Regions from separate parts of the Mus musculus genome. Here regions 1 and 2 are each linked to region 3. The links are chromatin loops, found by intact Hi-C in ENCODE. Cell type or tissue: left cerebral cortex. All regions are shown on one strand. Region 1 holds the start of Mrpl38 (mitochondrial ribosomal protein L38). Region 2 holds the start of H3f3b (H3.3 histone B). Region 3 holds the start of Wbp2 (WW domain binding protein 2).

What was found. Hi-C counts contacts between places; a loop is a spot of excess contacts. Peaks named below come from ENCODE experiments on the same cell type or tissue, not always from the same donor. Only the 100,000 strongest peaks of a DNase experiment are listed, where the experiment ranks them.
Region 1: it touches region 3 in a loop (4-fold over the local background); 23 of 42 quality-filtered maps call a loop at or near these places.
Region 2: a loop joins it to region 3, with 6 times the contacts of the local background. A loop is called at or near these places in 19 of 42 quality-filtered maps.

Annotation. Positions count from the first base shown.
Region 1 is chr11:116,134,321-116,142,320 of GRCm38, reverse strand. Mrpl38 (mitochondrial ribosomal protein L38) reads left to right here and starts at 3,453. Exons shown (of 9, transcript NM_024177.3): 1 at 3,453-3,610; 2 at 3,700-3,879; 3 at 6,996-7,130; 4 at 7,205-7,413; 5 at 7,816-7,888. The coding sequence starts at 3,544. It overlaps Fbf1 (Fas (TNFRSF6) binding factor 1), which reads left to right. Exons shown (of 31, transcript NM_172571.3): 31 at 1-36. In left cerebral cortex, CTCF peaks have their summits at 3,288 (motif pointing left) and 3,819; DNase peaks (open chromatin) are centred at 3,450 and 3,739; H3K4me3 peaks cover 1,310 bases; H3K27ac peaks cover 978 bases.
Region 2 is chr11:116,019,829-116,027,828 of GRCm38, reverse strand. H3f3b (H3.3 histone B) reads left to right here and starts at 3,325. Exons shown (of 4, transcript NM_008211.3): 1 at 3,325-3,450; 2 at 3,810-3,947; 3 at 4,051-4,204; 4 at 4,294-5,868. The coding sequence starts at 3,820. The coding sequence ends at 4,422. In left cerebral cortex, CTCF peaks have their summits at 3,925 (motif pointing left) and 6,998 (motif pointing right); DNase peaks (open chromatin) are centred at 3,181, 3,663, 4,224 and 7,073; H3K4me3 peaks cover 2,370 bases; H3K27ac peaks cover 2,068 bases.
Region 3 is chr11:116,083,566-116,091,565 of GRCm38, reverse strand. Wbp2 (WW domain binding protein 2) reads left to right here and starts at 4,571. Exons shown (of 8, transcript NM_016852.3): 1 at 4,571-4,699; 2 at 7,619-7,727. The coding sequence starts at 4,641. In left cerebral cortex, CTCF peaks have their summits at 2,381 (motif pointing left), 3,944 and 4,575; DNase peaks (open chromatin) are centred at 3,989 and 4,489; H3K4me3 peaks cover 2,341 bases; H3K27ac peaks cover 2,034 bases.

The DNA.
Region 1 (8,000 bases), 51 kb before region 3:
TGCTATCCGACCCATTAAACTGTTGTATTGTTTCGACTTCTGTTTTGGATTTGCATCAAACCTGGGGCTGTACCGGTGGAGGTAAATGTCTTTCCCTGAGTTGCCCCTGCCTCCATTCTGCTATGTTCCTATGTCAGTGCCCCCTGTAATGTGTCCTTAATGATTAGAAAACGATTGTCCTGGCCAGATGTGGTGGCTCTCATGTGTAATCTCGCACTCAGGAGTCTGAGGGAATGAGATTGCCAGAGTTCAAGACAAGTTTGAGCTACAGGAAGTTCCAAACCATCAACCTGGACTGCGGAATGAGAGGTGGCGCTCACCTTTAAACCCAGCACTTGGGAGGCAGAGGCAGGTGGATCTCTGAGTTTGAGGCCAGCCTGGTCAACACAGTGAGTTCTAGGACAGCCAGGGCTATGTAGAGAAAGCTTGCCTCAAAACAAAACAGAATACAATGTTTGCTTACTGCTCCTGTTATTTGCTGGAAAACAAACCACAGAACAGGCAGCCACCTCTGGAGAAAGCTGACCTATTGAAGTGGCCATCTTACACCCTTTTCTCTGGCACCTTCGGGACACCTGGAGAAGTTAATTTTCCATTCCTGTCTCAAGGGTGGAAAGAGAGCTTCAGGGATTGCAAAAACCCTGCACGGAGTGACAAGTAGCAGGGCCAGGGTTTGAGTTGTGCCCAGGCCAAGTCGCAGGCTCAACCACATCTCCTTGATGCCCCACAGGGGAGAATGTGATATACAAGGCAGGCATGGTACCCGCTGGGACTCAGTCCTCCTAACACATAAGCAGTCCCAAGTTAACCCTGAATGGAGAATCGTGGGTCGAAAGGATCAGCTGGCATTATGGGGCCACCTTGCATTTCTGCCATCTCCCAAAGGGAAAGGGGGTGACTTCCAGCACATGGGATGACAGGCAATGCAAAGAGACTCCCCAAAACCTTGGTCTTCCTGAGTAGTGAAGCGAGCTTAGGAAGAGTGTGAGCTTAGCTGGCTGTGCTAGTGACAGCAGTGATCCCAGCACTCGGGAGGCTGGCTGTGCTAGTGACAGGTGTGATCCAGCACTCGGGAGGCTGGCTGTGCTAGTGACAGCAGTGATCCAGCACTCGGAAGGCTAGCTGTGCTAGTGACGGGTGTGATCCCGCACTCAGGAGGCTGGCTGTGCTAGTGACAGGTGTTATCCCAGCACTCGGGAGGCTGGCTGTGCTAGTGACAGGTGTGATCCAGCACTCGGGAGGCAGGCTGTGCTAGTGACAGGTGTGATCCAGCACTCGGGAGGCTGGCTGTGCTAGTGACGGGTGTGATCCCGCACTCCGGAGGCTGGCTGTGCTAGTGACAGGTGTGATCCCAGCACTCGGGAGGCTGGCTGTGCTAGTGACAGGTGTGATCCAGCACTCGGGAGGCTGGCTGTGCTAGTGACAGCAGTGATCCAGCACTCGGGAGGCTAGCTGTGCTAGTGACGGGTGTGATCCCGCACTCAGGAGGCTGGCTGTGCTAGTGACAGGTGTGATCCCAGCACTCGGGAGGCTGGCTGTGCTAGTGACAGGTGTGATCCAGCACTCGGGAGGCTGGCTGTGCTAGTGACAGGTGTGATCCAGCACTCGGGAGGCTGGCTGTGCTAGTGACGGGTGTGATCCCGCACTCAGGAGGCTGGCTGTGCTAGTGACAGGTGTGATCCCAGCACTCCGGAGGCTGTAGGCTTGAGAATTAGGAGAGTCTGCGACACACTGAAAGATACTGTCTCATAAAAATATAAATAAAAGTGATGCTGGGCAGTGGTCATGTATGCCTTTAATCCCAGCACTCAGGCAACAGGGGCAGGCAAACCTCAGGATTCAAGGCCAGCCTGCTCTACAGAGTGAGTTCCAGGACAGCCAAGCTACACAGAGAACCCTGTCTCAAACACCAATTTGAGGCTGTGAGTAACAATCTAGATGAGAGGGGGCAAGAGTGAGTGTGTCAGAAGACTGCCTGCTGGGGAAGGAGCAGAGGGCAGAACTGCACCTGGTGGCATGAGGGGCACTGGAAGTGCTCCCAGGGACCTTGACATGTGTCAGGAAGATGTGAAGAAGAATTCAAATCTCTGACGTGAGGCAGTGTGGTATCACCACACGCCTGTAATCTCAGCATTTGGGAGGCCATGGTAAGAGGAAGAGGAGTGGACCAAGGCAGGGAAATCAGGAGAGGAGGGAGGGGAAACTGGGGTTTGGGATGTAATATACAAGAAAATAAAAATGACTGTCGTGAGTTCAAGGCTACAAAATAACTGCCAAGTAGGCAGGGGTATATAGCAAAAACCTAGCTCATTTAAAATTAATATTGTTAGAGCCATTGCTTCCAGGCTGGATATGTGTGAATCCTTGTTAGGTCTCTCAAACAGTTGAAATACAAACAAGATCCTCTCTTCAGAGCTTCCCAGACAGGGAGAATCAGAACGAAGAACAGGCTACCTAGCTGAGCAGTCTCCACCCACTCGTGGAGACACCATGACTCTTCAGCAGTACAAGGGCAGAGAGAGGAGCTGGAGAGACTCATATAAGAGGGTTCAGAAACAAAAGGATAAAACAGCAAGTGAGACCATATGAACACCCTGCAAGTGTTCAGTTCCCCTCACACTCAGCAAGAACCCTTCAGTACCCATCAACTCCTCAAGGCAAGGCTGTGGTGTCCTGACCTGTGAACTCCAACACTTGTCAGACAGCAGCTGCTCACTATTGGAGGAATTAGAAGTGATGGTGAGAGGCTTAGCTGCCTGGGTGCTGTGGAATTTAAGCTGTGGCCATTTCTGCTGGATATCGAGACCTCACTGCATTTCACTGTGAGTTCAAGGGTCAGACTTCTGTTAGCAAAAAAACTAGCAGTCATTGGCCTGGATTGGGGATGTCAGGACTTCCTTGAGAGAGCACTTCGGGGCCGGCAGGTCACAGAAGGAGAAGACAACAACAGCAGACACCTTGTGATCTGGGGAGAAGCTGAAGGAGTAGAGCTTTGCTATACTGGAAACTTGAGTTCCAGGGCAGAAGGGCTGAGGCTGGGTCAAAAAGCGGTAGAGAGCACTAGAACTGTGAATTGGAGATGATCAAGAGAGAACAGATGCACCAAGGTGCAAATCCTGCGAAGCGAGCACTATTATTACCTGTTTTATTCCCAAGTCTGACTCCAGAATCCTCCTCTATCAATCCCTGTGTCAGGGCCAGAGGAAGGTGAGTGAGATCCCTGGGGTCAAAACCCATAGTTGTTCTTGAAGCTGTACCTTTGTGCTGCCTCCTAGTGGCAGCTCTCAGCCCCGCGCGATCCAACAGGCATCTTCCGGGCCCGCACTATCAGACCTCTCTTAGACTTTGCGCCAATGGGAAGGTCCCAGGACTTTCAGCATTACGTCAGGAGCTTGAGACCGCGGGGCGGGGCGGGGCGGGGCGGGGGGCGGGGTCTCCCACGGGGCGGGGCTATGGAGGCGGAGCCTCCCGCCGGACGCGCAGGCTTCTCTCCGGCCACCTCTGTCTGGGTCCTACGGGCGTCTTTGGCGACCTGGGGGAAAGATGGCGGCGCCCTGGTGGCGTGCGGCGTTTTTCGGAATTGGGAGATGCCGGGGCTTCAGCACCTCGGGTGAGTGGTGTGAGGTCGTGGAGCTCTTGGGCCTCTGTAGCTCCGGTCGCGGTCCTAAGCCTGCGTGACGTCCCTGTCTGTGCCCGCAGCCTTCCTCAGCCGCCGGACACCCCCGCTCGGGCCCATGCCCAACGAGGACATCGACGTGAGCAACCTGGAGCGGCTGGAGAAGTACCGGAGCTTCGAGCGGTACCGCCGCCGGGCGGAGCAGGAGGCGCGCGCCCCGCACTGGTGGCGGACCTACCGGGAGCATTTCGTGAAGGAGACAGGTGCGGGAGCGACGTATTCTCCCCCAGTTTGGTCCCCGTGGGCCCCCGGAACGAGAAGGACCTGCGTGCCCCTCAGACGTGTAGTTCTGAATTTAAGCAAACGTCCAAGTGATATACGCATAGCTTAATCTGTCTGTAAAACTGAGACTCAGCCGGATGGTGGAGGCCCACGCACTTAATCGCAGCGTTTAGGAGGCAGAGGAAAACGGAGCTCTTGACTTAGGGGCTAGCCTAATCTACACCGTGAGTTTCAAGACAGTCAGAGCACACGGAAAAACCCTGTCTTGGGGATGGAGGTGGTAGTATGGGGTAGTAAAGATGCATTGTTTGAAAACGAAAGAAAATGAAGACAAAGCAAAAAACAGAAAAAATTAACAAAAAAGGAAAAGAAAACAAAACAAAAAGATGCATTATTTGGCTTTTTGGTTTTTGTTGTTTGAGATAGGGTCTTATTAGCCCAGGGTGGCCTTGAACTCACTGTGTAACGAGGATGATGGAGGACTGCCTTGTTCCGCCTCCCAGTTAACTGAGAGTGCAGCTGGGAACCACCAAGGCCTGGCTAGAGATTAGGGCCTCACTATATAGACCAGGCTGGCCTCAACCCACAAATCCACCTGCCTCTCTCTGCCTCCCAAGTTTTGGAATTAAAAGCATTTGCCACCAGCTGGTGCCCCATCTCCTTAAATCTGCCTAAAACTATTACTAACTCTACCCAAGACTTAAGTGTGCAGCCTGGTCTACAAAGTGAATTTCAGGACAGCCAGGGCTAAACAGAGAAACCCTGTCTCGAAAAAACAAAAAAAAAAACAAAACAAAAAAAAAGACTTAGGTGTGTGTTGTGTTCATAACCACCTTTGAATCATGTTTTTCTTTCCTTGTTTTTCTTTCTTTCTTTCTTTGTTGTTGTTTTAAGACAGGGTTTCTCTGTGTAGCCCTGCCTGTCCTGGAACTCATACAGACCACGCTGCCCTTGAACTCAGAGATCTGCCCACCTCTGCATCCTGGGTGCTGGGATTAAAAGTGTGTGCCATCACTGCCCAGTGTTATAATTATTTAATCTCAGTCAGGGGTTTCTACTCACCTTTGATCATTCAACTCCTAGATACAAGTCACAAAGCCTTAAAGCACTAGAGCTGGGCACATATCTACTCAATACTGTTATGTCTACTTCTCTGCCAGTAACCCCGAGATATGACACTTCCTCCAGCTGGACTGCCCTCATGGCCAGTTTTCATGGTCCCTAACCCCATGGCATCTTCTGTGTCCACTTTCTCTCTCTCCCTCCCTCTTAGTCCCCACCTCAGACACCCAGCCTGGGAACCAAAATCCCACCTAGCTCCCTTCTGCTCAGCTGTAGGCATCGTTATTCACCAATCAGGGATAACTTTGGGGGCAAGGTTACATAGCATCACTTGTGTCTAGGGTCTACCTGAGAATCCCTTCTCCCTGGGGGCAACCAGAGCCAGTATTTAGCATTGCAATACACAGCAACAGACCAAACCTCCATAGCCCAGCTACCTTTGAGTCATTTGAAAGGTGATTCTGATAACCAGTTAGGAAACCCATCTGCCTCAGTTTCCCACGCTGGGACCCAGTCTGGGGTCCAGATGCCAGAGTTTTACTTTATATCTCATTTGCTGTATGGCTGAGCCCTGTTCAGTTCCGGGAAGCAGACTGCATAGGTCAGCTTAGTGGGTCAAGTGTTTCATCCTTTCCTGGAGTATCAGGGGGACAGAACTAGATAAAGTCAGGCTGCTCAACAATGATGTTTGATTTGGGGCCGGGGTGTTGGTCCAGTGAGGAAAAGTGTCTGCTGTACTCACCCCACCCTCAGAGCGTGAAGACCCGAGTGAGGCTCTCCCACATCCACACAGAAGCCAGGCACAGTGTCTGCTTCAAACCCCAGTGCTAGGGGTTGTGGTTCCCAGTTCCGTTTCAACACTGGAGTTGTGAACTCTGCTCAGGCAGACAAGATGGGAGGTGTTAGGTTACCAACGTAGCCTAAGTTCCCCAACCTGGGTGAGAAATGAGGCAGGCTGAGGAAATGCATGCAGGGCCTGTGATGAGCTGGGGGGGAGGGTGTCCTGCTTAGCTGAGGGGTGAGTGTCCTGGAGCGCTGCAGGGCCTTCTGTGGGAGACTTAGGTGGGGCATCTCCATATGACTAAGGCTTCTTGATGAGAGAGACAGTCCTTGCTTGTCCATACTGTTCATTGGTGGTGACAGTGGATGCATACAACTTACTCAGGGTAGACCAGAGACTAAACAGGAAGGAATGTCCAGGAAGGTTCATTGGCTAAATCCTTGGGGCCAGCCCATCCAGATTATCATGGAGAACTGTTCCGTGCTGTGTGACTAGTGGTCACCATCCCCATGTGAGGTGTCGTGGTCACGTACTCAAGGAACCAGGTCAGGAGCAGATGAAACGCCTGCGGTCTCAGATATGAGAACACCGGGGCTCCTAAATCCATACAACATTCCCAGTTTTTGTCTGTGACACGCTTCCACTTGTCCCACAAGGGGTGGCCTAACACGCAGATCTTTGGAGCACACTGGCCAGCCGGTCTAAAAAATCAAGTTACAGCTTCAATGAGAGACCCTGTCTCAGGGGAAAAAGCTAACACTGAGGGCCAGCCATGGTGGCACACACACAATATTTTTTAATATTTATGTATTTATTTTATGTATGAGTCCACTGTTGCTCTCTTCAGACACACCAGAAGAGGGCATCGAATCCCATTATAGATGGTTGTGAGCCACCATGTGGTTGCTGGGAATTGAACTCAGGACCTCTGGAAGAGCAGTCAGTGCTCTTAACTGCTGAGCCATCTCTCCAGCTCCCATACACACACACACCTTTAATCCCAGCACTTGGGATGCAGAAGCAGGCAGAACTCTGAGTTCGAGGCCAGCCTGGTCTACAGAGTGAGTTCCAGGACAGCCAGGGCTACCTTGATTGGGGTGTTGGGGGTCAGTGTGGAATGAAGGGCGTTGGAGCAAAACACTTCAATCTCTTGCTTACACACACACGGACATTTACAACCACACACACACTTAAGGACTCAAATTTAAAGAGAAGATTGGGCTCTGCTTATCCCAACATGTCTTACTTCTCTAGATCCCAAAGACAAAATTGACATTGGGCTACCCCCACCCAGAGTCAGTCGGACCCAAAAGCTACTGGAGCGGAAGCACTTTCTGCGGGAACTTCGTGCCAATGTGGAAGAAGAACGGGCAGCCCGCCTCCGCACGGGTGAGCCTCCCAGAGGAGGGGACCCCGGCGCACCCTCTCCACACTGTATCCAAACGATGCTGTTCCCCCCCCAGCTAGCATCCCACTGGAGGCAGTGCGGGCAGAGTGGGAGAGGACGTGTGGGCCCTACCACAAGCAGCGTCTGGCTGAGTACTATGGCCTCTACCGAGACCTGTTCCACGGTGCCACTTTTGTGCCCTGGGTCCCTCTACACGTGGCTTACGCCGTGGGAGAAGAGGACCTGATCCCGGTGTATCATGGCAATGAAGTGACTCCGACCGAGGTACTGCTCCCGTGCCTGTCTCCCAGCTTTGTGAATACATGGGCACAGCTATCATGGCGGCTTCACAGGGTCTAGGTTTGAAGTTTTGTTACTGTCTGTGACTGCCTAGAAATCACGACCATGAACGTTTCAGAAACAGGACAGAGAAGAGCCATCGGTGCCACTGTCGTGACCTCCCTGACCATGCCTCTTGGCACATGGCCTTTATAGTTCAGCTCTCAGGACAGCAGCTCGGCAGGCTTTACAGACATCTCTCTCCCTGTCACTTGTGAGGAGCTCTCAGGGGTCCTGGTTTGAGCTGGGGTGCACACTCCTTTCTCCAGGACCCCTGCACGCTCCAGCCCTCTACAGAGAAACTGCACCCTGGCGAGGGTGAGCACTGCCTTGATCTCTCCCTGTTAGGCTTCCCGGGCCCCAGAGGTGACCTATGAGGCAGACAAGGATTCCTTGTGGACACTGCTATTCATCAACTTGGGTAGGTGTATGGGGGTCACTGGCCTCTGGCCTCCCGCTTCTCCCTCCCCTGAGCCAAGAACTCGTGGCTCTGGGCAGGGTGGCGTGTTTCAGCTCTGGTTCCTCTAAAAGGC
Region 2 (8,000 bases), 64 kb after region 3:
GCTTATTTGTCTTGTGTTGATCTGACTGTACTTTCAGCTCCTCCCCATTTCCTTTGCAGCTTTCCCTCCCATCGATCAATTCAGGACAAAGGAAAAACAAAAAAAACAAAAAACAAAAAACCCTATAACTATTAAATAAGAGAGGGATTGGCTTCTTTAGTCTCTCTTAGATGAATGAATTAATTACATCTACATCTTATTCTCTCCTGGGGCAGGCTTTAGATTTCCTTTGACAATAAAAGCCAGGGAAAAATAAGTCGGTAATTTTTTTCCACACATGCATGTGATCCTAGCACTAAAGCAGAGACAGGAGGATTTCCACAAGTTGAAGTCCATCCTGGACTACTTAATAAGACCATCTCTCAAAACACAAGAACATGAGTGTGGAAGCCAGGCATAGCAGTGTGCTACTTTAACCCCAGAGGCAGATGGGGCACTGTGAGTCCAGCCACCATGGTGGTGAAGAAGAAAAGAAGAGGGGGGAGTTGGAGGAAGAGAGAAGAGAGAAGAAAGAAAGAAAGAAAGAAAGAAAGAAAGAAAGAAAGAAAGAAAGAAAGAAAGAAAGAGAGAGAGAAAGAAAGAAAGGAAGGAAGGAAGAAAACCGGGCCTTTAATCCCAGCACTTGGGAGGCAAAGGCAGGCAGATTTCTGATTTTGAGACCAGCCTGGTCTACAAAGTGAATTCCAGGACAGCCAGGGCTATACAGAGAAACCCTGTCTCTAAATAAATAAATAAATAAATCTTTTTTTTTTTTAAAGAAGAAAGGAAGAAAGAAGGAAGGAAGGAAAGGTGTGTTAGCACAGGGCTTTAACCACAGCACTCAGATCCCTGAGATGGATGGATGGATGGATGGATGGATGGATAGATAGATAGATAGATAGATGTGTCAGCCTCAGCTACATGAAAACCTATCTCCAAAAACAGTAACAGCTTAGGTCTAATAATTAAAGCTGTATGGTACTTGTTAAGAGGACTCCAGAGCCAAGTGTGGGAGATCTCACAATCTCATCCTTTGGAAGAATGAGGCAGGAGGATAGTCACAAGATCAAGATATACTGGAATACATAGTGATTTTCAGGGTAGCCTGGGCTACAGAGTGAGACCCCTGTCTCAAAGGGAAAGGAGTAGGCACATGTCCTCACTGACACATCTGAAATCCCAGCACTCTGGAGGCACCAAGGCAGGAAGATGGGGACTTGCAGGCAGTAGGTCTCACTTTTCTGGGCTTTGACTGGTAACACTTAGACTTGCTTTGTTGTCTTATATTTGAATATTTCATTATACTGATAATTCATTAAACAAGATAAAGACTGGGATTTTACAGGGTTTCTCTATGTAACCCTGGATGTCCTGGAACTTGTTCTGTAGACTAAGCTGGCCTCAAACTCAAACTTGCAACCGCAATCCCTGTCCCCAAAAGTGGTATTTTTATAATGCTGGAGACATAGCTCAGCAATTAAGAGCACTTGTTGCTTTAGCAGAGGACCTGGATTCAATTTTCAGCATCCACATGGTGGCTCACAACCAACCGTAAATCCAGTACCCTATTCTAACTCCCACGGGCACCAACCAGGCAAAACATTCAGACATCTTTCTAAAATCTGTCAGGTTTTTGACATAAGTAATAATTACCAAATATTACACAAGGACACCCATTTTTTATATTATCTTCTCCTTATGGACATGACACCCTCTTGAGGTTGTTACTCTTCCGGTGTATTTATTTCATGCAGTCGAATTAAATAGTTCAAGAAATATACAAGCAGGTAATTACTACTTCTTTGGTTGGTTTTTTTTTTTTTTTTTTTTTTTTTAAAGATTTATTTATTTATTATATGTAAGTACACTGTAGCTGTCTTCAGACACTCCAGAAGAGGGAGTCAGATCTCGTTAGGATGGTTTTGAGCCACCATGTGGTTGCTGGGATTTGAACTCCAGACCTTTGGAAGAGCCGTCGGGTGCTCTTACCCACTGAGCCATCTCACCAGCCCCCTTTGGTTGGTTTTTAAGACAGAGACTCACTAAGTAGCTCTGGCTATTCTGTAATTTCTATGTAGACCAGGTTGGCCTCAAAGCCACCTGCCTCTGTCTCCAGGTTGCTGGGATTAAAGAAATGTGTGTGCCAGCATGCCTGACAACTTCTTATTAACTCTAAGTACATTGAAATAAAATATTTTGTGATGGCCTGAATTAAACATGCAAAAATAGGTATTTGTTGTTTTGTTTTGAGACACGGTCTCCCTGGGTAGCTTTTGCTGGTGTGGTCCTGCCTTTAAACTCACATGGCTTTGCCTGCCTCCAGAGCGCTAGGATGCAAGGAACAGTCCCCTTTTGTTGTTTTTTGTTTTCTTGAAACTGTTTTATATATCCTAGACTGGCCTTGACTTAAGTAGCTGTGAATGACCTTGAATTTTGGATCCTGATTCCATCTCTGATATTACCTTCATGCACCTGGAGCTTGGTTTATGTAGTCCTGGAGAAAAAACAAACAAACCAGGATTTATAAAAGACAAGATCTCTGTAGGTAGGTCTGCTTGGCCTGGAACCCCCCACCCCCTGTGGATCAGGCTGGCCTCATGTTCACAGAAATCTGCTTGCCTTTGAGCTTCCTAAAAGCTGAGATTAAAGGCCTGCAGCACCACCCAACTCGGAAATAATTTTTTTGAATTTTGATTCTTTGTGTCTATTACCCTTCCCCATCAAACAATTGCTTTATGCTTTAGAATGTGTATGCATTTACAGTGCACAAAACACTATATGCTGTAAGATGACTGACTGGATTACATTTCTCATACTATATTAAACGATGAAAATTACAGAAAGTAAATTATTCAGGGAATAATTTCATCCTACATTAAAATAATAGTAATAATTACTATTATTATATTTACGCAAAATCTCTCTAAAATGGTCTCTTGATGCAAAAAAGTCGTAGACTCTTGCCGACCCAACTTTCTTAAATTCCAGGAGACTAGTGCAATTCATTTGCATTGACTTTCTATTGTAGAGCTTTGGAACCAAGAGAAGGATCCAAACATAGCTCCATTTTATCCAATCAGAAGAGCTCCCTAGTGCTAAACTCTGATTCGTCTGTTCCTCTTTGCATCCAGCCAATCCTGAAGCAATTGTAACAGCCAATCAGTGGCCTGAACACCGGCCAATCAGGAAACGGCCCCGAAGTACGGCCTTTGTGTCGGGAGATGTCAGCGCGTCGGCGAAAGCTCCCGCCAATCGAAAAAGTCGTTGGTGTATGCAAATCAGGGTTCTGTGACGCACTGACGCAGCGTGCAGCGTCTCTATAAATATGGAGGCGTCGGGGGGCTTGGAGCGCAGAGCGGTTTGGTCGTTCGTTGGTGGAGTATCTGCCCGTTCTGCTCGCCGATTGCGGCTCTTGTTCGAGCGCTTCCAGCGTCGCCTCGGTCTCAGCAAGGGCCCCAGACTCGGCTTTGGGTGAGTTCGCGGCTCTGCCGGCGGCCGGAGCCTCCCTGGCTTTTAGGACCGCGGTCGCTGGCAGCCGACGGTCTGGTCGGTGAGGCAGCCCGGGAGGTCGAGTTCGGTCGCGTTCCGCCACCTCCGTCCTGTCTGCTTCCCGGTGGTGACTCACAGGTCCCGCCGCGGTGTTTCCGGCCGCCCGTGGAGCGGGAAGTTGCTCCTCCCCGCGCTCCCCCTCCCGGGGGAGGCCGCAGCCCGGCGCAGCCTGAGTCATTAGGGGAGGGGGAGGAGGCGGCGGCCGCCATCTGCTGCGGCGAGGAGGGGCGCCTGGCAGCCGGAGCCCGGTGACCTGGCCTTGAACGTCGCTTGTCTCGCAGGTGAAAAAAAATGGCCCGAACCAAGCAGACCGCTAGGAAGTCCACCGGTGGGAAAGCCCCCCGCAAACAGCTGGCCACCAAGGCGGCTCGGAAAAGCGCGCCCTCTACCGGCGGGGTGAAGAAGCCTCACCGCTACAGGTAGGCAGAGGGCTGGGAACAATGACTTGGCCGCCGGCTTGCGGGCGGGCGCTCTCTCCCTTCTCCCTGACCGTTGACGCCTTCCTTCTTCTGGTGACTGCAGGCCAGGGACCGTGGCTCTGAGAGAGATCCGTCGTTACCAGAAATCGACTGAGCTGCTCATCCGGAAGCTGCCATTCCAGAGATTGGTGAGGGAGATCGCCCAGGATTTCAAAACCGACTTGAGGTTTCAAAGTGCAGCCATCGGTGCCCTTCAGGTAAAGGGACAAAAGGCTTGGTGGCACTCGGGGCGGCGGCTTGATTGCTCCAGTAGGAGTGTTAATGCTGTTGCTCTTGTCCTCAACAGGAGGCTAGCGAAGCATACCTGGTGGGGTTGTTTGAAGATACCAATCTGTGTGCCATCCACGCCAAGAGAGTCACCATCATGCCCAAAGACATCCAGTTGGCTCGCCGGATACGGGGGGAGAGAGCTTAAGTTGAAGCGGTTTTTATGGCATTTTGTAGTAAATTCTGTAAAATACTTTGGTTTAATTTGTGACTTTTTTTGTAAGAAATTGTTTATAATATGTTGCATTTGTACTTAAGTCATTCCATCTTTCACTCAGGATGAATGGGAAGAGTGACTGACTGTTCACAGACCTCAGTGATGTGAGCACTGTGGCTCAGGAGTGACAAGTTGCTAATACGCAGAAGGGATGGGTGATACTTCTTGCTTTTCATGATGCATGTTTCTGTATGTTAATGACTTGTTGGGTAGCTATTAAGGTACTAGAATTGATAAATGTGTACAGGGTCCTTTTGCAATAAAACTGGTTATGACTTGATCCAAGTGTTTAACCATACATCACTGTGATAGAATGTGGGCTTTTTCAAAGGTTGAAGATACAAGTTTTAGCCACAGTGTAACAGTTTCCTTTAAAAAAAAAAAAGTAAACCTGGCAGCTATAGAATACACTATGTGCATTTATAATAGCTATTTTATATATTGTAGTGTTCAACATTTTTAAATTAAATGTTTTACATTCACAAGTGGTGGGGAGTCTTGTCATTAAGGTGTGTGTAATTTAGTCCAGTTGGTATTTCCTGACTAGACTGCATTTGTTTTTAACAGTAGAAAAATGCTATGCGTATTAAACCTTGCATAAGTCCTCATTCTACCACATGTTCACTAACCCCTGACCCTCTGGCTGGTAACACAACACTAACGGGGATTTTATTTATAAGGGCTCTAGAGTAAAATAACAAGCTATTCACACCAGCATCATCTATTACTAATCTAGTTAGTGCAGCTTTTCATTGTGTTTGGTCTTAGGCCTAGATTGAGTTCGGTTTCGTTTCTTTTTAATCTTTAAGGGGGAAAACTGTACAAGGTTTGTTTTTCCTTGTAGAGTTTATAAACATGGGAGTAAGAACACAGCTTCAACTTCTTGGACCTCTGCCAATGAAGATGGGTTAGGTTACACCTGGTTACTATACTGGCAAAATCCCTTTTATAGAGATGGCCTTCAAGTGGTTTTTAAAAGTATCCTATTGAAGTTTTTAGGTCAATTATGTATGTTGACTAAATTTACAAATAAACTTGTTTATTCAACTAAGTGTCAAACCTAAATTGAATATACAAAGCTTTTAATACATATGGAATCGAGATTCCTAGATTCAGCTATTTGCTTGGTAGAAAAGGCTAAAGTACAGAAAGCATTTGAACATCCAATACACTCTAAAAATGCAAGTATTTGCTGACACAATTCATGAGTCTGACAAAATCTGCTTGTGGTTCATGGGTGGGCTTAATAACTACAATACATGTTTGTTCCCATGGTTTTAGAATATTTGAAATTTTAAGTTTGCTGTTTTGGATCTTTCTAATAGGCCTTACAAATAAACTAGTAAGTTTGGAGTTTTTTTCCTGGGGAAACAGTTTCTCTGTAGCCTTGGCCACAACTCCCACTGTAGAGCAGCAGGTTGGCTTCAAACTCAAGATCCATCTGCCTCTAACCAGTACGGATTTTTTTCTTTACATATAGTTGAATAATCGTTGAGCCCCTTCTAACTACGAGTCTTCCTACTTCTCTGTGTATTTGGCGACTCATTGATAAGTCACATTGCTAAGGAGTGCTAGTGTGCATAAATATAAAAATGGACCCGAGTCTATTCAGCAAGGCATTCTAGTGAAGCTTTAGTAGCTAAAGAAGTGTAAGAGTTTGCATGTATCCCAGACTGGCTTACCCTTCTCAGTCTCCTGAGGAGAAGTTACAAGGTGTGTACTGCCACACCTAGAACTTTAGGTCCCTTTGGATAAGTATGTACCTCAATGGACATGGTATTAATTAGAAGGGGCAGTAGCATAGTCTAGTACAATGAAAACAGTTCTGACCACATTGTTTTATGTTGGGCTGAGTAAAGTCTGAGGCAGCCCTGAGCGACTGGCTTGTTGAGTTGCTACCTATAGTAACCAAGTCTGTGGCTTGGAGCATGTTGGTTATTGGAAAGTCTGAAGGTAACTAAACTGCAACTTAGGCTTAGACAGGGCCTAAGCATGGTTGTCTTTGGTCCTAGACAGTTGTCCTTGGACTGGGATCTAATGAAAGGGAAAGTTGATGAGTTTTTTTTTTTTGTTTTCTTTTTTTTTTTAACCTCACAAAATGCTGAGGGAAGCTTTGTTCCTGTGTGTGTAGTATGGTCTCCCCCGCAGCACTTTCAGTAAAGAGGTGGACTGAAGCCTGCAGTGGTGCCCACACCTTTAATCCCAGCACTTGGGAAGCAGAGGCAGGTGGATTTCTGAGTTCAAGGCCAGCCTGGTCTACAAAGTGAGTTCCAGGACAGCCAGGGCTATACAGGGAAACCCTGTCTCTCTTGAAAAACCAAAATAAAATAAAATAAAATAAAAAGTTAACTGCCTATATCTGGCAAATCAGTAGAAGTGAGCTTTTGGTGTAAGGACAAATGTCCAAACCAAAAAAAAAAAAAAAAACAAAACTGGCTTCAATGGTTTATATTGGCTGCTGTCTTCAAACACACCAGAAGAGGGCATCAGAGGCTGGACAGATGGCTCAGCAGGTAAGAGCACTGACTGCTCTTCCAGAGCTCTTGAGTTCAAATCTCAGCAACCACACGGTGGCTCACAACCATCTGTAAAAGGTCTGACACCCTCTTCTGGGGTGTCTGAAAACAGCTACAGTGTACTCACACATTATAAATAAATCTTTGAAAAAAAAAAAAAGGCATCAGATGCCCATTTAGATGGTTGTGAGCTACCATGTGATTACTAGAAATTGAACTCAGGACCTTAGGATGAGCAGTCAGTGCTCTTTTTTTTTTCTGGTCCCACTAGCAGGCATATTTTGTTTCATAAATAAAACACAGCAGGAGAAGGCATCAGATGCCCATTACAGATGGTTGTGAGCCACCATGTGGTTGCTGGGAATTTAACTCAGGACCTCAGGAAGAGCAGTCAGTGTTTTTAACCGCTCTCCAGCCCTTCCTTTAAATCTTAACTAGGAATATGGCCTCAGTGTCTACCAGTAACTGATGAGAGATGGAGAGGAAGACTGGGTGAGCCTGGTTTCTGGCCTACCACTTTGGAGTGCAGATGTTGCCTTCAAAAGGTTCACAAGCTAGGCCATCCAGTCAAGGTTTGCTTGACTCCACTCTTGTCCTCAGGCACTCAAACTGGTTGGCCAGTGGCTGGCCAAGAAGTGAGGTACCAGAGGCAGGACACGTCCAGGAGTGGCCAGTGAAGAGCAAACCATGCCCTTAGCCAGCTGTCTGCCTTTTCACTTCCTAGAGATCTTGAAAACACATTTTTGCCTGGTGGCAGGCATCCAGACTTGAGCCTGAAGATCTGGAACCAGGTAGAGGGGCAGAAGGAGGAACATAGGGCTGGAGAGATGGCTTAGCGGTTAAGAGCACTGACTGCTCTTCCAAAGGTCCTGAGTTCAATTCCCAGCAACCACATGGTGGTTCACAACCATCCGAGATGAGATCTGACACCCTCTTCTGGGGTGTCTGAAGACAGCTACAGTGTACTTACATATAAATAAATAAATAAATAAA
Region 3 (8,000 bases):
GCAGAGTTCAAAGCTGCTTCATCCCCAGAATATCCGAGAAGTGTCCCATTGAAGCTCCAGTACTGAGAGCGTAGCAGTAGGCCTTGACCCAGACCAATGAACATTTGCAAGGAAAAAAAGTGTGGACAAAAGGGTATCCTGTGGAGCACTGTGACACACTACAGCTTCCACATGAGATTTTTTTTCTTTTTTTTTTATATTTTTTTATTACGTATTTTCCTCAATTACATTTCCAATGCTATCCCAAAAGTCCCCCACACCCTCCCCTCCCAACTCCCCTACCCACCCGTTCCCATTTTTTGGCCCTGGCGTTCCCCTGTACTGGGGCATATAAAGTTTGCAAGTCCAATGGGCCTCTCTTTCAAGTGATGGCCGACTAGGCCATCTTCTGATACATATGCAGCTAGAGTCAAGAGCTCTGGGGTACTGGTTAGTTCATAATGTTGCACCTACAGGGTTGCAGATCTCTTTAGCTCCTTGGATACTTTCTCTAGCTCCTCCATTGGGGGCCCTGTGATCCATCCAATAGTTGACTGTGGGCATCCTCTTCTGTGGAGATTTTTTTTTTCTTTTGGGGGTGGAAGGTTTCAAGGGGGAGGGCAGGAGTGAAGAGACAGGGAGGGTGAGTAGGAGCTGGATGCAGGATGTGAAATCCACAAAGGACCAATGAAAGGTTAAAAACAAAAGCAAAGCAAACAACCAACAAGGAGACTAAAAACAAATGGGAGAAGAAGGCAGAGCAGGACAGGACACATGCACCTTAGCCCTAGCTCTCAGGAGGCAGAGGTGAGGTGCACAGACAGCTTACTTCTGCACTCTCCTGCAGAAGTCCCCCTTCCCCTAGGCTTTTCCCCACAGCAAGCTCAGTAAGGCTTGCTTCTGCAGTTTGCCTCTGCATTGCCCCTCAGAAGCCCTGCTCCCCCTCCCCCTTGCAGCAAACTTGGGGAGGGGGTCCATTCCACCTCCCTAGCTGCTCAGAGACAAATGACAAAAACTCACTTTCTGGGGGCTGGTGAGATGGCTCAGTGGTTAAGAGCGCCGACTGCTCTTCCGAAGGTCCCGAGTTCAAATCCCAGCAACCACATGGTGGCTGATAACCACCCGTAACGAAATCTGATGCCCTCTTCTGGAGTATCTAAGGACAGCTACAGTGTACTTACATATAATACATAAATAAATAAATCTTTAAAAAAAAAAAAAAAACTCACTTTCTGTGGCACCAAGGCCAGCACTCTCCTAGATAACCAGGTGCAGTTGGTGCCTATCCTTGAAGAAGAGAGGTTAGGGATGAACGCTTAAATCTTAGAAAAGAGGTAATCAGAGATCACAGATAGTTATGGCTAGACATAAAATTAGTTCCTAATAGCTCCACAAAGGACAATCTTTAATCCCCCTCCCAGCCTTGCAATTCTACCCCACCAAATGGTATCTTGTCTGAGTTATGACTTACCTGACCCACCTTCCCTCCCCTTCACCCTAAGCATTCAAAGAATTTCTAACTGCTCTGTGTGTAAGTGCTAAAACACCTGAGCTGGGGGTTGCACTCCGAACCTACTCTGTAGGGGTTTGAGATCCGAGTCAAGACTCATTTCAATAACAAGACTTTCATGCCCACTTGCATCGGACTCATGCCCACTTCCTGAGCTCTCCTCGGTTTCCCACGGGATCGGGGCATAACAGAGGTAGACAGATGTTTGTGAGTTCAAGACCAGCCTGGTCTAGAAGGTGAGTTCCAGGCTGGCCAGGGCTACATAACAAGATCCTGTCTCAAACAAACTAAACAAAACAAAACAACAGAAAAAAAGCAGGCCAGGCATGGTGGCACATGCCTTTAATCCCAGCACCCTGGAGGCAGAGGCAGTCGGATCTCTGCGAGTTTGAGGCCTGCCTGGTCTACAGAAGGAGTTCCAGGGCAAGTTCCAGAATGAGCTAGAGCACAGAGAAACCTTCTCTCAAAAAAATCAAACCAACAAAACAAACAAGGAAGTTAAAAAAAAAAAAGAAAAGAAAAGAAAAGAAAAGAAAAATAACTAATTAAAAACATTCTTAAGAAATAAGTTGAGGAAGCCAGGCGTGGTGGCGCACGCCTTTAATCCCAGCACTTGGGAGGCAGAGGCAGGCAGATCTCTGAGTTCGAGGCCAGCCTGGTCTACAGAGTGAGTTCCAGGACAGCCGGGGCTACACACAGAAACCCTGTCTCGAAAAAAACAAAAACAAAAAAACAAAAAAACAAAAACAAAAATAAAAAAATAAAAAAGTTGAGGGCTGGAGAGATGTCTCAGCGGTTAAGAGCACTGACTGCTCTTCCTAAATTCAATTCCTAACAACCACATGGTGGCTCATAACCATCTGTAATGGGATCTGATGCCCTCTTCTGGTGTGCATGAAGACAGCTACACTGTACTCATATAAAATAAATAAATAAATAAATCCTTAAAAAAAGAGGAAGCTGAGATAAAGCAAAGATACCTGTGCTAACCTACCCGTAAATATTCCTATCTACAGAGAACAGAAGTGTTGATCAGGAAACACCAGTCTGGCCAGGCCAATCCAACAATTCGCTCAAGGAAGCAGGCTTTTGGCTTTATGGAGTCAAGTGGTTGGAAACTGGCCCAAACAAGGCTGTTCGTAAGTTGTCTGCCCAACATAACAATCAGGTTAAGAGGAAAAAAACCAGTGACTTCAGTGAGTCTCAACCACCGAGAGGTGTTATCAGAGCCTAGAAACGTGTTCCCTCTCAGAGACTCGGGTCCTGAGATGAACTCTGCACCCGTCCTGTTAGCAACACTCTGAGTGTCAGGAAAGATCCTCAGGTTCCGGGAAAGGATTTCCCTCTTTTTCTCTTCTTCTTCTTATTTGCGTGTGTATGTGTGTGTGTGTGTGTGTGTGTGTGTGTGTGTGTGTGTGTGTGTGTGAATGTAGGTACCCAAAGAAGCCAGAACAAGATACCAGACTGCCTGGAGTGGAGTTACAGACCATTGTCCATTGTGAACACCTGATTCGGGTGCTGGGACTAAAGGCGTGTGCCACCAGATGTGGCTATGGATTTTCTTTTACTGGATTTGTTGCTGTTTTATCTTTGTGGGACAGAGTCGCTGGACGGTTTGGAATTGAATACACAAACAAGGAGCCAGGGCTCAAACCCCCAGCCGTCCTCTCACCTCTGATCCCTGATTGCGTCATTACTAATACCCATCTTGGACTATGCTCTTTAAAAACTGCTGGGCTGGCTAGGGACATAGTCCAGCTTAGAACAGTGCTTTTCGTGATGTGCATGAATACTGGACTCAACTGATCATCATAACTTTGTAAACCCAGGCTCGGTGGTACACACCTGTAATCTCAGGACTCTTTCTCAAAAACCAAACAAACAAAAATCTGTAGCCATTTGACTTTTATTAGTGTGCACCTAGAAAAACAAACAAACAAACAAACAAACAAACAAACAGACAAACAACCCCAAAGCGAACAGAAGGGTCTCTTGCACTGTGAGTTAATAATGTACCTGCCATTTCCCAGAACTGTTTTACTCTGCAGCTGAGGCTGGTCTGGAAATCATTATGCAGCCCAAACTGGCCTCAAATCTGTGGCAATGTTCCAGGATGTAGGGCACCATGCTGTCTGCTTCAAACCAAACACTGGTGTCTTAAGGTTAAGGGTAGGTACGCTAAGATGCCACCCAGAAACTGAAGAGTTCTCCCAACCCTCGACAGCCCTGCGAAAGATACAACTCAGAGGTGGAGTTTAGATTCACTACAGCGCAGTGGGGAGACACCCACTAGCAGAAACGAGTCAGTGGTATTTTCAAAGTCCTACCTGGCGGTTGGTCATGTGCTTTGTCAGTCCACTCAATTATTCTAGGTCCTGTTTAAACCCTGCTGTTTAACTTCTGCAGCGGGATCCGCTAGATCAGAGCAGGAAGCAGCGCCATCGCGAGGCGGCAGGCGGCAGGTGCTGGGCGGGGAAGAGGGTGGGGAGCGGACCGCTCAGTCCCCAGAAGTTCACAGTCCGACTCTGGGTCCGGGATCTGGATCTGGGTCGATTAAAGTGGCGTATTTTATTTTTTTCGGGCTTTGCCAGTCCACTGTAGAAGGGACTGCATCTCGCACTGCTCTGTAAGTTTGCAATGAATACCCAAATGTAAGCGCGAACTACTCATGACAGTTGCGGAAATGAAGACGGCTGGTTACGTAATGTTTAAATGTACCATACACCAGATCATCAAATTTAAGTTACATTTCTTCGATTGAGTTTGCTTAACATGAGGAAGCTAGGATGAGAGAGGCGTACAAATGTTTAAGTAGTCTTGTAAATATAATCTCTAGCCTGGCCTATAATATAAAAAAAGACTACAAATTCCAGAATGCACTCGTCACTAAACGCAGGGCGAGGCCGCGGTTGCCGGACCACTGCCTGCTGGGAATTGTAGTTGGCTGCTTGTTTGTGATGCAGGTGCAACTTGGGGGAGGGAGAGCGGGAGTAAACTCTCCCCACGTGACAGTCCAGATCAGGTGGTTGGTCAGCCTGCGCGCAGGAACTATGATTGGCTGACTGTAATACGAACGACGCCACTAGAGGCGGGCCAAAGACCAGCGCAAGCGCAGAGCGTTGCGAGTCTCGGGACCCCAGTGGGAGAGACTATGGCGCTCAACAAGAATCACTCAGAGGGCGGCGGAGTGATCGTCAACAACACTGAGAGGTGAAAACACGGCGGAAGGATCCTGGAGACTTGAAGGGCGGGTGTCGGCCACTGTGTGTGGTGGGCGGTGGGATATGGTGGAGAAGGAAATTGATGGAGCGCTGTGGGGGGGGGGGCGTGGGGGGGGAGGAAAGAGGGAGAAAGGGGTGGTAACGGCCGGAGGCGGGGCTGGAGGGAGTGGGTGGGTCGTTGGGGAGGGCCGGAGTGCTGATCAGCTGGGGTGATGGGTGGGGGTGGGGCCAGAGAATGGTGTCAGGGTTTGTTTGGGAAGCCGAGTGAGGCCCACGGGTGATTTCTTGAACCCCTTCCCAAACGAAGTCTTAAAACATAGTTGCTATTTATTAGGCGTTCACTACGTCTTTACTATGCTGCGTCAGCTCTACCTTAGGTAATACATAATCCTGTGCCGCAGAAACTATTAGACACATTTTACAGGTAGGGCAAGTGACGCCTAATGAGGTTAAAATAACTTAGACCATTGTGCTGTGAGTAACAGAAGGGGAATTGAAGGAAGGTAACTTGGCCCCAAAGTCAATAGGCTTAACTACTCCTGTACAGTTTTCTCGTATATTCCAGAACTTCTCAAGTTCCAAAAGAAAGGCTGAGGCCCTAGAGGTGGTGGAACTAAATGTCTGTCAACTACTTAACCCGGTGACCCTTATAAAGGCTTGTCTCTTGCCTGGTTCTCTTGAATTCTTAATGGCTTGTGTCAGTTCCCCGAACAAAGGTCTCCCAACTTTAAGATTCTTTTTTTCTCTCCCCTCCTTGAACTGCTGGGCTTCTCTGTTCCTCTTGTTTCTTGTTCCTTGGAATTCTGACTCTCCTGACTTGCACTATCCGGGCTTGGATTAACTTGAGAGCCAAGAGAGACATGATGGAGGTCAGAGCCCACACCCAGTGTAGACAGGCACCCATCTTGGGACTTGTCACCTGGGAAGCTGACTCAGAGGAGAAGGTGGCAGTGACAAGGCCAGGTTCTGCTGACCTCGTGTGCGTAGGTCTTGGGAAGGGGCTGGCCAGCACATGTGCCTGGTGACCACTTCTTTAACCTGAGCTGCCCCTCTTTTATTGCACCAAGAAAGGATATTTGGGACAGGAGGAGACAGCTGAATGGAACCATACGAACTCAAACCTTTTTATCTTGTAATCTGAGAAACCTTACATTGTTTTCTGGTATACTTTGTCCAGTTCTTTGGCTGAGCCAAGTACTCTGATGCCATCTAATGACTGTCCCCACTTCTACCAGTCTCTCTGGTTTTTGAGGTATGGTTTCATTCCTGTAGCCCAGGTTGGCCTTGAATTTGAGGCAGTCCTCCTACCTCAGGCTTTTAAGTGCAAGGAATTCACCAGGGCTCTTTAGTTTCATTATTTGGGAGTGATTCCTTTTTGTTTGTTTTTCCAAGACAGTGTTTTTTGTGTAATAGAGCCCTGGCTGTCCAGGACTCACTAGGTAGTCCAGGCTGGCCTTGAACTTACAGAGATTCACCTACCTCTGCCTCCTGAGTGCTGGGGTTAAAGGCATGTGCTACCATACTGGGAATTTTTTGTCTCTTAAACTGAGTCTTACCTAGGTGGTATCTACCCTCCTGGGCCTCAGCACCTGGTTCATAGCTCATTGCTACCAGTAGGGTTCTAAGGAATAACTTGAGCCACACTTCTGAAACAAATGTGTCAGCAATAATTGAAGTTTAAGTATGATGCTCAAACTTTGGAATTTAAACTTGTAAACATTAATCTTTAATTCACAAACCACTGATAGAGATAAGAGCTGTGAACTTGCCGGGAGGTGGTGGTGCATGCCTTTGGTCCCAGCATTCAAGAGGCAGAGGCAGGCAGATCTCTGTGCGTTCAAGGCCAGCTTGGTCTACAGAGTGAGTTCCAGGACAGCCAGAGCTACACAGAGAAACCCTGTCTCCAAAAGAAAAAAGAAAAAGAAAAGTTGTGAACTCTTCCCAGAGAATTGAGTACATACACACACAAAGACACACACGCACTCGCGCCCCTATCTTAAGGGCTTTATGTGCAGAAGTTTTCTGCTGCTGCAGCTAGAGAAGCTTGGACTAGGGGCTGGAGAGCTGGTTTAGCAGTTAGAAATACTTCCTGTTCTCCCAGAGAACCCAGGTTTAGTTCCCAGCATCCATATGGAACAGCTCACAACCACATGTAACTCCAGCATCAGGGGGTCCAAAGCAAATATAGAATCATATCTTTTACATACATACATATATACATACATACATTGATTGATTGATTGATGCTGGGGATGAGCCTGGAGCTATTTACATATTAGGCTTGTATTTATTTGTTTGTTTTGAGACCATTTTTCTGTGTAGCTTTGGCTATCCTGGCACTTACTCTATAGACCAGACTGGCCTCGAACTCACAGATCCACACACCACTGCCTCCTTGAGTGCAGAGATTAAAGTTGGGCCATCACAACCCGGCGTAGATTAGCTTTTACAAACACTGACAAAAGAGCTCTGGCTGGGACTGAGTTGGTGGAGTGCCCTCATAACCAGCACACGCCCAAGGCTCCGCCCTAGCACCTCAGGAAACCAACAGCTTGGGAGGTGGAAGCAGGAGGGAACTTAGCAAGTTTTGACCAGCCTGAGCTATAAGAAACCCTGCCCCCAAAACACCCCCAGACAGAACCCCACTCACAGGACTTGAGAGCGCACTAAAGTGTAAACCCAGGTGATGCGATGCAGCTGCAGAGGTGAAGGTGGTTGTCTTCTTGATCACGTGGGGCTGTAGACATAGAATGTGGGGAGATTCATAGACCAGGCTTGTTCCTCTCCATTGGGCTGTGTTGATGGTTTCGTCATAGCTCCCGTGGAGACACTCTTCTGAATGACTCTGTCCCGTCTAGAATAACTGACAGCATGTCATCTGGCCACTGTATTTTTGTTTTCTTCACAGCATCCTAATGTCCTATGATCATGTGGAGCTTACCTTCAACGACATGAAGAATGTGCCAGAGGCCTTCAAAGGGACCAAGAAAGGCACCGTCTACCTTACTCCGTACCGGGTAAGTTGTACAGCAGGATGGTTGGACTAGAGGCTCTGTGCTTTCAGAGGGTCATGTGCGTGTCTTCTTCAGCCTTGTGACACCAGTGGCCCCTGAACCCTGGGGACTGTTAGCGCCTTGCTCGGCCTGTTTTTCTGTCACATGATCCTGGATTCTAGAAGCATACTGGCCCTTTGTGCCGCTCTCCTGACCTGGGCCATGCAAATTCCACAAAACTCTCTCTGAGGTAGGATGTAGCTGCCGGGATGACTTGCCTAGAGTAGCCCTTGCGAC